Regions from separate parts of the Homo sapiens genome. Here region 2 is linked to region 1. The links are chromatin loops, found by intact Hi-C in ENCODE. Cell type or tissue: MCF 10A. All regions are shown on one strand.

The links. A loop is a pair of places that touch in the nucleus more often than their neighbours do. Peaks named below come from ENCODE experiments on the same cell type or tissue, not always from the same donor. Only the 100,000 strongest peaks of a DNase experiment are listed, where the experiment ranks them.
Region 2: it touches region 1 in a loop (13-fold over the local background); 2 of 110 quality-filtered maps call a loop at or near these places.

Annotation. Positions count from the first base shown.
Region 1 is chr9:27,273,463-27,281,462 of GRCh38, reverse strand. It overlaps the pseudogene REXO6P. Among named protein-coding and RNA genes, the nearest start is that of EQTN, 20 kb to the left of the region's middle. RefSeq lists an enhancer at 1,057-1,558. In MCF 10A, a CTCF peak has its summit at 4,836 (motif pointing right); a DNase peak (open chromatin) is centred at 4,852.
Region 2 is chr9:27,195,088-27,203,087 of GRCh38, reverse strand. TEK (TEK receptor tyrosine kinase) reads right to left here. Exons shown (of 23, transcript NM_000459.5): 12 at 5,489-5,773; 13 at 1-268. It also overlaps the pseudogene RNA5SP280. Among named protein-coding and RNA genes, the nearest start is that of TEK, 90 kb to the right of the region's middle. In MCF 10A, no CTCF peak of the experiment used is centred here; DNase peaks (open chromatin) are centred at 4,687 and 6,517.

The DNA.
Region 1 (8,000 bases):
AAAGAGTAACATTGTACAGCGAAAGTGGTGGCTCCATAGAGCAGGGCTCCCTCAGGCAGAGCAGCACTTGTGGACTGCCGGCTTAGCTATATTTATACCTACTTACAATTACAGGCTAAGTAAGGGGTAGTTTGTTCACAAACTTTCTGGAAAAGGGGCAGGGAGTTTGTGGAACCAGATAAAGTAACTTTCTGCCATTGCCATGGCGTTTGTAAACTGTCTTGGCACGGGTGGGAGTGTCATTATTTTATGCAAATGGAGAGCCCAGAGCAGGAGCTACAGCATGGGTTGCTGCTATATTTATACTCACTCTTAATTGCATGCTAATCAAGGGGCGGGTTATTTTAAATTTTCTAGAAAAGGGGCAGGGAGTTCCTGGAACCATAAAAGGGAACTTCCAAGCATTGCCATGGCATTTGTAAACTGCCACGGCTCTGGTGGGAGTGTCTTTAATAATGATCATTGAGAGCAGAGGTTGCTTTCCTTGCCGTCTTCTGGTTTCTGGCAGCTTTCTCTGCTACATCCTGTTTTTGATCAGCAGGAGCCTTACTGGTGCTGGAAAAGCAAGTCCTCCTGATCTACCTCCCTACTGCCAAAGGAACCTAGGATCAGTTCCTACGGACTGGCTGTGACGGGAAAGAAGCACCAGCACTCGCCTTAGAACTAGCAGCCAAGTCCATCTAAAGTGACCAGGAGTAAGTCTTCCCAGCATCACACACCCAGGAGCAGCAGCCTTAAGTTCTAGCCCCTATTCCCTCTTTCTTCCTCCCTCCTGCCACAAGAGCGTCCTAAACATGCCGAACAGTGAGGGTGCTACAGGGGTCCTGATTGACGGTGTTTTTTGCAGGCCTTTTGGGTGGTCCCTCAGTTCCTGAAACACTGGGTTGTAGAGGGAAGCTGTCCCAGAGATGTTTGGAAAGGTGGTTGGCTTGGGCAGGCGTCAAGAGCATCTCTTCCATCCCTCAGGAGGAGCGGGCACCAGCTCCCCAGTAACCGAAAGAACTGCTGGGCCTGCGGGGCTCCACGGTGCCCCAGGTGGGTGGACCAGCGCGCTGCTCAGATGGGGGCAGGGCCAAAGTCACCAGGTCAGGAAGTCGTGGGCGAGGGGCTTGCGTGGGCGCGTGAGCTCTTTGCGAGGACCAGTAAATGGCATTTCTTGGGAACGCAGGATCCTAGGAAGGTACCTAGGATGCCGTGCATAAGATTTGCTGCTTGTTAAGAAACAGGTGCAAGGTATCCTCTCTCCGTCACTCATCCCCAAGGTGGAATTACTATAAGGAGCTTCCTGTGCTCTTGTGAAAGGTGGAAAAGACAGGAAGAAAACTGGCTGTTAGGCCTCTGTTAATTCTGGTGAAGGCAAGGAATAATTACCAATCAAAGGAGCTGTTGCCAATCAGCTCTAGCCTGAGAAAAGATTCTAAGCATGCCTTCAAACTTCAAAATTAACGCTCCAAATCTAGCTTCTGGTGAAGTTAAAAAACAGAAACAGAAAAACTTAACACTGTTCGTGACATGGAAGGAAAGTATAATCATGTCTTTTCAGTAGTGCCCCCAAAGCACTATGTAACAGCCCTTACTAAATCATTGCAACCAAATAAAACCCAGCTTAAGCAAAAGGCACTTCCACCTGCTTATCTGGAGTTTACTGCCCTTAAATTTAAAGAGAAATTAGATCCAGGCCTTTATCTTTGGATCCTAAGATAATTCTCATTCTTGTGCGTGCGCCTCTCCTTCCCCATCTATCAAAATGTCACATTTCCACTACATTGTTTTGGATTTCAATCATGTTAATTTCTTAATAGGAAATGAATGGTAAGTTGAAAGACTGTTGAGCCAGGAAAAAGCTTATTATGTGAAAAGGAAGCATGTGTGTGTTAACAACACATGTAGGTTATCTAAAATAAATTCAGAGTTATAAAAAACAATATAATTGGGACCACGTCTCAGATCTGAAATCTCTTGTTTGGGAGAAGGTATAAGTTATCCTGTAATTGATACAGGAAAGTGTATCTTGGAAAGAGAGAAGAGGTCGTATTTATCCTGGTAAAAATTAGGGAAGGAGCTGCCAGGGTGTTGTGGACAGCTGTTACTTCAAGCCTATGTCTTGTCACTCTCCTGGGTTTCCTCAGTAGTGTAGATCTAGCTAGAGTTTTGTCTGTCAATTCTTAGATTGTCATGGTTGTTAAGGGCTGGGGGTTATTTTGTGCTTGAAGCATTCTATAGATATCAGGGACCTTAGAATGTTGAGACTCACTAAAGGAAGGAAAGACTAATGCTTTAAATACATTTTTCTTGTGGACAGAGGAGATGTGCCAGTGGAGAAGACTATATACAGTTCTGTGTAAGTGGTATTCAGTTATTTTAAGTTTCCAAATTGTCATTGCTTGGTAATAAGGTGAATATTTTCTATCCAAAGTATGTCATGTTTGACACAAACAATTAAGCACAAACAAGGCCTGTCCTACTGATGTATAGTCACCTTAGTAATAAGGTGTAAATGTATTTTAATCAGTCATGGGAATGAGCTAGACATTTGGAAAACTTAAACAGTGATAGCCATTGGCTTCTCACTCTCCATCTAGAACTGATCACTTAGCAAACTACCTCCTGTATTTAAAACTGGGTTTGGAAGGGTTAATGTCCTTCTGATAGGAAGCTACTTCTCCAGGGTATTCTAGAATCTGCATTTCATCATGATTGTAATGATAAAACAAAACTTATTTTCTACTGACAGTCCTAGACATAACTATGGAAAAATTAGAACAGAAAAAATGAGTTAGTCAAGGCTGAGGTTGAAGAAGAGCAGAAGAGGATCTCCAAATGAACTTTAGCACTTGAAGAACTGACTCAAAGCCCTGTGGCCTCCTTGAATGACACAAATGTGAGGCAAGATTTTCCTGAAAATAGCCTGCTCCCAGAGGAAAAGTGAATTGCACCATCAAAGAACAAAGACAGACTGGAAAGTATGTGATGGACCTCAGATGTCCAGAGACTGATCTTGAATATGATCCTTTCCTCAATTATTCTGCGGAGGTACTTGGGGCATCTAAAGCAAAGCAGGATGAGGCTGATCAACAGCACTTCTGCCACTTGAAAACACCTGTGAGTGAAGGTCGCCACACATCCCTGGAGAGCCAAAGGCCTTCTGTTTCACCAATAAGAAGTAAAACAGATCTTTAAGAATCTGAAGATGATCTTATAATAGATGTACCTCCAGTCATGCCTACTTCTAAGAAATCTAAACTATGTAGAGGCTTCAAACATCATTATAAGGATAAATGGACACATATCACGCCCCCGGAGGAGAAAAATCTTAAAATTAGTGGCACAGAAGAAGAAAAAAACAGATAAAACCCAACTAACCACACAAATAGATGATGACAGTAACAAATTACAACTACCTACATTGCTCATGAAAACATCCCCAGGTATTAAAACTAATGTAAATTTATATCATTTTAAAACAGTACCTAAGAAGGAAAAATTTGGGGATGAAAAAAGCCATGACTGTATTTTAGAAGGAGGTTCATCTTCTGCACCTCTCAATGGCAATGAAATAATGAAAGAAAGTTGTAATAAGAAAGTTACCTAAAGAACAAAAAACAGGTAAAAACAAAATTATGATACACAAAAAGAAGAAATTAAATGTTGGTATTCACCAAGCCAGTTCCACATTTCTTATTCAGATGACCTTGCAAAAGACAATGTGCCAAGAATGCAAGGTAATAATCAAGACCTCATTACTTTTGAAGAAGCAAATTAGCCAAATTTGGTTCTGATCCAATCAAATCTGATAATGGTTGTACTGAAGATGACACCTCCTCTCATTCTGATGACACTATGAAAGAATGTCTTTAAGTTTCTAATGAGCTCGTTGAAAGTGAATCTCATAAGGAAAAGACTGCTAAACAGGTTAGCATTTTTTTTCTTTTATTGTTTTCTTAAATCTAATGGAGTTTTGCTTAAATACATATTTTATATTTGTTCTAAATTCTATACAATATACACCTACATAATACACATATTCTAATAGTTTTGATCAATAACATATTGGAGTGACAAGGCAAAAGCCTTGATAAGTGGCCAGCCATAGTGTCTGGCAGAGTTGACAGTTTCCAGAGGCCATAGTACTATATACAGTAACTTATAGTTGACTTCTCAAATTAGAGGATTTTTTGTTGTTGTTTGTTTTGAGATGGAGTCTCTGTCGCTCATGCTGGATCGCAGTGAGGCGATCTCGGCTCACTGCAACCTCTGCCTCCCAGGTTCAAGCAATTCTCCTCCCTCGGCCTCCCAAGTAGCTGGGACTATAGGCGCGTGCCACCACACCCAGCTAATTTTTGTATTTTTAGTAGGACGAGGTTTCACCCTGTTGGCCAGGCTGGTCTCGAACTCCTGACCTGAAGTGATGCACCTGCCTTGGCTTCCCAAGGTGCTGGAATTACAGGCGTGAGCCACCGCGCCCGGCCTAGAGGATTCTTTTATAGGAATCTACACAGGTAAAACTATTCAAATTCAGTTTTTTGTGAATTTTTATTAAAAAATTTGTCCACACTTTGTTGCTTAGATTCCTATGGCTTTTTGAGAAACATGCTAAATTTGCCTTTACTGTGCTGAAATTGGATAATTCTTTTTTCCACTAGGCTTCAGAAAAGGATGATATGTTATATTACAAAAACACATCTGGACCAAAAAAGAGAATTGCACACTCTGGCAAATTTGATGTGAATTATTTAGTTCCTCATCTCCCCGCTGCTCAAAGCTTTATATAAAGTGCATACCTTGTTATTTCCAGTTTTATTATTCTAGGACTATTTATCCTTTTGTCCACTAGGGGGCACAATTTACTGGCAGTCGGTACATTGATTCCTGCTTGTTAGCATTTTCCTGTCCGTTTCCCCACCCCACCCACAGATCTAACATTTTCATTGAAAGCAGGTATATTATCATTGGGTAGCCTCTTAACCATAAATTTTAAAAGTCGATCCTCATTATTCACAGATTCCAAATTTGCGAATTCACCTACTCAGTAAAATTGACGTGTAACCTTAAAATCAAGACTTGCTGTGCTTATGAGATCATTCACAGACAACGCAGAGTGGCAAAAAATTTGAATTGCCTGACATGCACATTCCCAGTTAAGGCTGAAGAAGGTGATAGCCTTCTTGTTTAAGCTCACATAATGTAAAATGTCCTTTTGCAGTCCGTTTAGTGCCAGGTTTTTTTGTATCTGTGTGCTTTTTGTTGGTGATTTTGTGCTGAAAATTGCCGCTCATTGTAGTGCTGTCTAGTGCTCCTAAGCATAAAAAGAATGTGATGTGCCTTACAGAGAAAATATGTGCTAGATAAACTTTGTTCAGGCATGAGTTTTAGTGCTGTTGGCCACGAGGGTATTAAATGAGATGTCTGTAAACATGACACATATGTAAAGCAAGGTGATACTTTGATTGACCAAAAAAAAAAATGTGACCAGAGACTTACCTGAACCTAACCCCATGTTTGTTTGTTTTAGGAGCAGTGGATTCAGTGTTCACTAAATCTGAGTTTGTGGTGACTTACAGAGTATAACTACCTGAAATAACAAGAATCGACTTTAGTTTTCAAAATAATTATAAACTTTTGTAATTTATAAGTGCTGAAGTTCTTTTATGACATAAAAAAGAAATTGAAGAAGCAGTTCAGTGAGTAGTATTCCTTTAACATTTTTGTGTTTAAAAAAGTGATATTTAGGCCAGGCGTCATATATCATGCCTGTAATCCCAGCACTTTGGGAGGCCGAGGCAGGTGGATCACGAGGTCAGGAGATGGAGACCCTCCCGGCCAACATGGTGAAACCCTGTCTCTACTAAAAATACAAAAATTAGCTGGGTGTGGTGGCGCATGCCTGTAATCCCAGCTACTCTGGAGGCTGAGGCAGGAGAATCGCTTGAACCAGGGAGTCGGAGGTTGCAGTGAGCCGACATCGCACCACTGTACTCCAGCCTGGCAACAGAGTGAGACTCCGTCTCAAAAAAAAAAAAAAAAAAAAAAAAAAAAGATATTTAATAAACTTTCTGCATGGCAGAGTCTATACTTCCAAATCACAAATGAAAACCTGAATTTCAGTTCTTCATAGAATAGTTGGGTGTCCTTGGGCAAGTTATTTAATTTTTCTGAGCTTCAGTTTCCTTATCTATGAAAGGAAAATTGAGTGCCTACCCCAGGGTCAAATATATAAGTACTTAATAAATGCTAGTTACCTTCCTCTTATTTCTTACAAAGTTTTTTTGGTGGCTAACATTATTTCCCTTTAACTGCAAATGTTGTGGTGTTTATAGTTTTAATTTTATTGTGCTATGTAAAAAAAAAAAAAAAAAAGCCAGGTGTGATGGCGCGTGCCTGTAGTCCCACCTACTCCCTGTTACCCCCTCCCCAATTCTTGTATATAAATAGTTTTTGGCTTTGTAAATAACTGTCCTTAAAATTCTCACAAGTTGAAATAATTGGACTAAAGATAAAGAATTTTAAGATTTTTAAAGCATTCTTTAAAAATCTTATTGTCACTGTATTGCCTTCCAGAAGGGTTTTCACAATTTATAGTCCTTCTCAATGTTTCAGAGTTCTCTTCCCACAAACCCTTACCTACGATGCACATTATAATTTTTTAAAGCCTGCAAATCTGGTTAAAATTTTATTGCCTTATCTTATATTACATTTCTTTAATTATTAGTGAAGCTAAACATTCTTTCCCATGTTCCATTCTCTTATAACAAATGTTGCTGTGGAGAAGTCTGCTTGCCTGCTATTTCACCCTTTGAGTCGTGTGATACTTTTGTCTGCCTATCCAAAGGATTCTTCCTTTAATTCTGAAGTCCAATAACTTTAGTAGATATGTCTTATTAGCTATTCTATTTTTTCTGTCTACATACAAAGTATCACTTTTGTATGAAATTTAATTTTTTAGTTAAAACTTTCTTAAATTATGTTTCAGTAGTTGTTCAGTTTTATTATTTCCTTATTTCTGGGGATACTCCAACTATGCATGCATTGGATCACAATCAGCGTTACAAATGTGGTCAATTTACTGTGTGGCTGGCTGTAAGGCCCCCAACGAGCTTCTATGATAGAAGAAAGGCAAAATTATCAATTTTATCAATTTTTCATCATTTTCATTTGTTTTATGTTGCTGCCCTATAGGCCTCAACCAATAAAGAGGTCATTAGACCATTCAGGGTACCAGTCCCACTGCTAACAAGCCCCACTGGAATCATTCGGGCCCAGCAAAGCAGTACAGATAAAGGCTGCCATAAAGAATGGGAAGGCTTTTATTGATGCCACTTCAGAACAGAAGAAAAATGCATCTACATGTCCAGCCTCTCAGAGCCAAAGGAAAGGTTTGGAAAAAAGCTTTTTTTAAAAAAAAGTCACTTATTTAAGAAATGGAATTTTACTTCATTTTAAAAAATATTTCTTAAAAATCCACATGCTACCAAGTATAGTTGAATCAATGGCACAGTTTTACATGAAATAATATGATTGATATTTAAATATTTTGTCTACATCTTTTTTTTTTTTTTTTTTTTTTTTTTTTGAGACACAGTTTTACTCTGTGGCCCAGGCTGGAGTGCAGTGGCACAATCTAGGTTCACTGCAACCTCTGCCTCCCAGGTTCAGGTGATTCTCATGCCTCAGCCTCCTGAGTAGCTGGGCAGGCATGTGCCATCCATCACACCTGGCTAATTTTTTTTTTCTTTTTTTGTATTATTAGTAGAGACGGGGTTTTGCCGTGTTAGCCAGGCTGGTCTCAACTCCTGACCTTAAAGCGATCCACCCACCTCGGCCCCCCAAGTGCTGAGATTACAGGCATGAGCCACCACTCCCAGTCAATACTTTGTTTATCTCTAAATGATACACAATAGTAGTACTATTTTGCAAGTATTTTACAATTGTTTTATCAATTATCTCAATTCATTCTTCTGAATTATACTGGAGTGGGTTATTGGGATTTTTTTGCATTTGAA
Region 2 (8,000 bases), 78 kb after region 1:
GAAAAGGCTGGGTTGCTTGACCCTATGTTGTTCTCTGCAAAAATGTCCACCTGGTATGCTGTTTCAGGCTCTAGGCCCTTGAGCTGATACTGAGTGATGGTGGCATTCTTTATCTTCACATCAACGTGCTGGTCTTCATTCTTGCCTTGAACCTTGTAACGGATAGTAATAGAAGAAATAGAATAGCCATCCAATATTGTCCAAGAAATCACAGCTGAGGAGTGTGTAATGTTGGAAATCTTGATGTTTTCTGGTTGAGGAGGAAGAACTAGAAATTAAAAAGAAAAAAGATTCACTTAAGATATACTACCATGGCCTAGATCATTATGCTTTTGAGATAGAGTTCATGTCAGCTCATATAAGGCAAACAAATGTTTTCTCATATGGTACCCCAATCAATTGGTAGTGGCTACTGGACTCCACGCAGACTTGAAAGAGTGGCACAGACAGAGAAATGGCAACACATATCATCTATCTGTCATCTTGACACTAAATGAAGGCCTTAGAAATTCTGTTATTCCACAAACCTGTACTTACTATTCTTGATGCTGGGAAGAATGGAAAGCTTCTGAGGGCTGGCATTTATATAGTGCTTACAATATGGCAGGCATTGATCTAGTCTCTTGTATATATTAACTCACTTCCTCTTCATAGCAATCTTTCTGTAAGTGCTGAGGTCTGGAGAGATTAAGTGACTTAGCCATGGTGACACTACTGTTAAGTAGAAGAAACAAGATTCAACTCCTGGCAGTCTGGCTCTGTAGTCCATAGTCTTAGTGTCATGTGGTCAGTCCTTGCCCTCAATTTATGGAGCAGCAGGCAGGTCAGTGTATACATGAGAAAATGTGCTAATAACTTTTAGTAGACAAAGTATTATAGGGATTTGGGGAAAAGTGGAATCACATTCCATTCAGGGACACGGGCAGGATGAGAAAGAGATGCCTTGAGGTTTTCCACATGTGAAGATGACAGGCACCGCAGCATCACTACATTCTCACTCAAACTCTAAAGGGCACAGGCTAGAAGGGAAGTTCGTGATCCAATAAAGGCTAAGCCTATTTGATCCAGGAAAAGAATGGATTCGAGCTCTTGTCCTTAATAGTAACTGTACCTTACATTTATGAGGCTATTTACAATGTGCTTCCACATGCAGACACTCTCTTGACTTGTATAACCACACAGTACTGAGATTTTTTATGATCCACATTTTAGAGATGAGAAAACTGAGACTTCAAAAGTTTAAGGGGTTTGTACTTGTCCCAGTAGGCGAATAGTAGACATAGGCTGTTTCATTCCATACACCATTGTTTTTCCACATGAAAGTTACTGCTTATAAACAATTTAGAACCTTTGAGAAGTATCTCAAGGTACATCCTTTCTATTTTAAATTTCTTCTTTTCATTATGTTGACTCCCCCTTGTTACTCTTTAGGGGACTGTGGCAATTTATGAGAATTAGGTATTGGATTTAGAACCTTCCAAATCTGATTGTTATGTTCTATGTCTAGCAGATGGTACAGTATCCAAAAATCACAATTAATCAACAGTATGTCTTAACTTTCTTTACATCCAGTACCAAGTCTTTTGTATATTTTTATAAAAATATACAATAGCCTTTCTTCCCACATGAGATTGAAGGAGTAATAGAAATACCAACATTTTCAGATTACTATGATCACATAGTTAATATTTGTATAGTTGTGGCTCAAAAAATTCAACTTCATAAACCAGTGGTCTTCTAAGCCTGTCACAAAAAGCAGCAGTGTCTTTTAGAAGCTTGTTAGAAAAATAATGAATATAATTTTTGTGCCAACTAAAAATCATAAATTTGCATCTACCAACTTACCATTTTATGCCTGAAAGGAGTCATTCTTAGGGATAGCTCAATAAACCTTTGATTTAAATTCAGCGGGTCTGGACCCAGCAATCTACATTTTAGCAGGTTCTCTGGGTGACTCTACAATAGATTCTAAAATGCTTTAGGAAACACTAATCAGACCTTAAACAATTTAGAAACGGGATATCACTACTTAAAGAACCTCTAGAAGCATAGTTGCTTTGAAGCAGTGGGTCGCCCATCCAAAGAGACAAGTGCAAGACATTTGTAGCATGGTGGGGGGAAAAATAGAACTAAAATGTGGATTAGAATCCTAATCCCCATGCCGTACTAGTTCCATAATTTTGGGCAAGTCACTTACCCTCCTCTGTGCCTCAGGTTCCTCATCTGTTAACTGTGATAATCATTCTTACTCTACTTTCCTCAAAAAGTCATTGTAAGGGTCAAATACTCCCCATGTAAATGTTTTCCAACAGGAAAACATAACACACATATATTATTTTTAACATATGATTGGGGTGATACGCCAAATCTAATTCACTCCACTTCTTACCCCTGGACCAGATGTAATTGCTAGGCTGGAAACCAACACAAACTTTATAACTGGAAGTATTAATTTTACTTATGAACATACATGATCAATGACAACACAGCATATTAACAAATATTTTCAGGTAAAAATGAGATGTTCTCATTCACATCCTCCTTCCTCGGATTTCCTGACCCTATAGGGATCAACTCCTACCCTGCCAATCTCACATCCCTACTACCACCACCAGCATTGACCCTCCATCAAACTTCATACAATCATCCAAGGCAAGTCGACTCCCAGTGACTATTAACTAGTTTTTGTTTAATCCTATAAATATGATAATGATAGTGTGATTTTGAGAGTGTATCATTCTAATGAGGATGAAACTTATGTAGTTTAGGTGAGTGAGCACCTCAGATAATTTTGAAATAGGAAATAGTGATTCATCCCATAGTTACTGACATTTCACAAGTTTATAGTTAATATGCTGGAAATGGTACAGGAACAAACAGATCAATGGAAGGGAACAGAACATCCAGAAATAGATGCAAAATGAATATGAGAACCTGGCATATGATACAGAAATCATCACAACTCACCATGGGGACTACTCAATACGTGGCATTGGGACCACTGACATGCCATATGTGAATAAATAAGATTAAAATAAAAATATTAAAATATACTGCACCCCAAAATAACATTTTTATATCTTAAAGACCTAAATACACAAAACAACACTAGAACTACTAGGAAAAACACAGAGAATATGTTTATGACCTTGGGATAGGGAATAATTCCAAAATGCAAAAAGTATAAATCACACAGGCAAATACTGACAGGTCCAGCTGCATCAAAATGTCAAGTGTCTGTGGGTTAAAAGCCACCACAAACAAGGTTACAATAAAGGGATTAGGAGAACATATTTGCAATACACATAACAAAGTATTTAGATTACACAAATAATTTTTACAAATCAGTAAGAAAGACAACCTATTCCAAATGAGCAAAGGATATCAATAAGTATATCAAAAAAGAGGACATCCAGTATATCAATAAGTATATCAAAAAAGAGGACAATTAACATAAAAAGATGCTCACCTTTGCTAGCTATCAAGGAAATCAAAATTGAAATTAACAATGAGGCACCATATTTTGCTTTTGAGATACGCAAAGTAAAAAGGTGTGACACTATCGAGTGATATAGGGAAAGGATATAGACATAGAGATGGGTATAAGGAAAATGGCACTGTCATACACTCCTGAACATAGTACACACTGACTAACCACTTTAGAGGGAAATAGCCCATGAGTTCCACCACCGGACTTGTTCCTAGAAAAACTCTCACACCTGTCTATGCACATGGAGACATGCATAAGAATGGGCATTGCATTTTGTTCATGATAGTAAAAAATGAAAAAACCTACATCTCCCTCTAAAAGGGAGAGGATGAATGACAAGATACATTCATAAGATAGAATATTATACAGAAGTTAAAATTACATGCATCAAAGCTAAATAAACATGGATCGATAAAATTCATAATGTCCATTCAAAAAATGAAGAATGATATGTATGCATGTGTATACTTTCAGAGATATTAAAATTATAGAACATTGGGCTTGGCACAGTGGCTCATGCCTGTAATTCCAGCACTTTGGGAGGCGAAGGCGGGAGGATTGCTTGAGCCCAGGAGTTCCAGACCAGCCTGGGCAACATAGGGAGATCCCATCTCTACAAAAAAATTTTTAAAAAAAGTCAGGTGTGGTGGCGTGTGCCTGTGGTCCCAGCTACTCAGGAGGCTGAGGTGGGAGGATTGCTTGGGCCCAGGAAGCCAAGGCTGCAGAAGCCATAATGGCACCACTGCTCACCAGCCTGGGCAACAGAGCAAGACCTTGTCTCAAAAAATATATACATACAACATTAAATTAAAATATACTTAACAAACTCATAATTTTGGTTGTCTCTTGGGAGAGGGGAATAGAAATAGATAGGGATAACAGTTGCAGGAGATACTGATACACCTGTAGTGGGTTATTACATAAGTCAACAACAAATGCTGAAAGCAAATATGACAAAATGTTAACAGTTGTTAATTCTGGATGGGAGGAATGTGATTGTTCGTTGTGTTACTGTTAGCATGATTCTGCACCTTGGAAATTTCACAGAATTAAACATTATATATGAAGAATTCCTAAACACTGACAAAACAATTCAGACTTTCATAAGTCACTGATGCAATAAAAGAGTGGCCAAAGAAACACTGAGCCAGCTTCCACACCTGTTCCTGAGGAAGTGGAGAACCAGCTGCAAAGACAGCCTCAGACTCTGGGAGGTGGCAAGGGACCACATAATCTCCCATCCAGGCCTGACCCTGCTTAGCTTCCAGGATCAATGAGATCCAGTGTGTTCAGGGTGGTAAGGCCATAGACCACATGATCCTGACTTCAGTGGTAGTTGTGTGTGGCCAAGAAATAGTTTACCTTTCCAAGGGTTCCAAATGCACACAGTTCTAATTTCAGTGAATCAAAATAAAACTCTCTGCTTAGTTTAGTAATGAATAGACTTTCAATACTACAAAGAAACCCAAGAAATTCCCATTAATTTTAAATGACCAATCTGAAATTGAGAAGCCTGAAATGCAAAATACTTTGGAAAAAAAAAGTGATTTTATTACTCCTAGATAAATCTTTTAACTTTTAAAATTACCTGTTTTCAAGGGGTTTCAAGCAAAGTTATTTGGTTTTTATGGTTAGGTAAGACCCATCTGGAATTAACTGACATCTGTGTACATGTAGATATATGATAATTCTTCAAAACTACCCCATAAATGGTTCAACAAGCCCTAGAAAAACTTCTTGTTACTAATTTACTAAATAAACAACTGCACACCAAGGGAAGGTAAATTTTAGCACAGACCTGCCTGAATTATTGCAAATCCAAATATATGTTATATATTGCAAGTTATTAAAATGATTAGGTGGGGGGCACTAATTAGCCTTCTCTCACAACTAACTTTCTTTCATAATTTCCAATAGTCCTGCAGTGATGTTAGCTAAGTCTGCATGGCGGTAGCCCCTTATTGCTCAGATGAGGCTGGAGCAGCATGAATTACTTACTGTCACTAAGGGTCCAAGCAGTGAGATCTTCACTCCATTCCCCCTGGGCCTTGGTGTTGACTCTAGCTCGGACCACGTACTGCTCCCTGGGATGTAAGTTGTTAAGTAGCACCGAAGTCAAGTTGCCTGGAACTTTAATATTCTGCTGATCACTTTTTTGCACAGACCTTCTCTCCACTTCAACATAAAAGTCATCTTCCGAGCTTGGAAATATTGGTTGCCAGGTCAAATTTAGAGTGGTCTGACTTTTAGGCAGGAGATTTAGACCTCTTGGAGGAGGGAGTCCTAGGAGAATCCAGAAAAATCATTATTTTTATATATGGCTGATATAGTTTGGATTAGTGTCCCCACCCAAATCTCATACTGAAATGTAATCCCCAGTGTTGGAGGTGGGGCCTGGTGGGAGGTGATTGGTTGATGAGTGTGACTTCCCATGAATGGTTTAGTACCATCCCCCTTGGTGCTGTCCTCCTGATACCGAGTGAGTTCTGATGAAATCTGGTCATTTGAAAGTATATAACAGGCCCCAGTGTGTGATGTTCCCCTTCCTGTTTCCATATGTTCTCATTGTTCAATTGCCGGGGGAGGGGGGAGGGATAGCATTAGGAGATATACCTAAAGTTAAATGACGAGTTAATGGGTGCAGCACACCAACATGGCACGTGTATACATATGTAACTAACCTGCACGTTGTGCACATGTACCCTAAAACTTAAAGTATAATAAAAAATAAAAAATAAAATAAACAGGAGCTTTGTCAGAAAATAAAATGTTAAATAATTTCCATGGAAAAATAAATAAATTATGAAACAGTAAAAAAAAAAAAAAAAAAAAAAAGTGTATAGCACCGCCCCCCCTCACTCTTCTGCTCCTGCTTTCACCATGCAAAGTGCCTGCTCCCACTTTGCCTTCTGCCATGAGTAAAAGCTCCCTCAGGCCTCCCCAAAAGCAGATGCTTCCTATACGGCATGCAGAACCATGAGCCAATGGTTACTGTTTTTACTGTTTGGCTTGGTAAAAAGCCAAACCTCTTTTCTTCCAAATTACCCAGTGTCAGGTATTTCTTTATAGCAATGCAAGTACAGACTAATACAAGGGTGGAGTCAATGACAGCGCTAAAGGGCACCTTTTAAGAGTAACCTTGGCTTCTAGAATAAGATACCACCTCATAAGCTATCAAAGAAACACAAGCAAGTGGCCCATATGATACTTTTTTCCCTACCAAAATGATTCATTACATTATTTATAACAGCAAACAATTGGAAGAAACCTAAACACTCAAAATAGGAAACTGCTTTAATAAATTATGATATAGCCATTCAGTGGAAAAATAGATAACTAGGATAAGTATGAAAGCCCAATAAAGAGACTTCAAGTACATGTAGGCATGCTAAAAGTTATGTCTACAATGGTGAAGGATAGGAAGGAAACTGATAAAAATCAAAACAGTAGATTTGCCAAGGTTATGGGATTATGGGAGAGTATTTACCGTTTCTGTTACCATTTTGAGCAATACATTGTAAAGCAATTTAGGGGTTCCTTCCCCTTAGCAAGATTTTCAGAAATCATACAGCTGTGGTGGCAGGGCCAGGCCTATTCCTGCTCTGATCACATCAAGGTATCCGCTATGACTACGTGATGCCTGGCCATAATCACCCACAGGAGCCTGGGCTACCAAGACATCACTGAATAGAAACAATATGGGTTTTAAAATCAGAGAGACAGGAACATGCCACTTTACTTTTGCAACCTTGGGCAAATTCATAATCTCTCCAAGTTCACCTGTAAAATAAAATTAAAATATCCATCTTCCAGACTCAGGAGTAATAAGTGAGAAAATGGATGTGAAAATGCTTGGAAGGTGTTAGGGGCTCTATTAACACTGGTTTCCTCCCTCCCTTCCTTCTTTCGAGATGTCTTATGTCACTGGACAAAGGAGGAAATAGTGTGTTTTCAGTTAATAATAGTAAATTGATTTTTAAATTCCAGATATGAAGTCCTTCCAAAACGTAGGATAGAGATCCTCTAATTCATGCATTCTCAGTAGGGACACAATCACTCCTATGGGGCAAAAAAATTTGTTCTTAGTGTATGAGAAAATTTCAGATTACTACAATTGTTTACAGAGGACCATAATACAGAAACAGATATAGAGCATATCTGTGGTATTAAAATTTCACGGGAGGCAGGATCTACTAGGATAAACGTATCTGAAACAGCTCACTGGGGATGAGCAATACATTTTTTTTTAAAGGTTGAGAAACACTGCTCTTACTCTTGGTTCGAGGTGAGAGGAAGGGTCTGTTTCCATCTACTGGGAATTAAGTCCCACCAGCCTGGTTCTGACTACCCTCAGACTAGTGAGAACCAGCAGCTAGGCATGCATTTTCTTGGCATTATGCAAAAGGTCTGATGGCCCTTTCTCTGTAACCTTTGCAAATGGAGAGAGGTGATGCCATCTCCTCTTGTTAACCTCTGAAGTTTAACCTCCAAAATAGCCACCCAGAGTGGT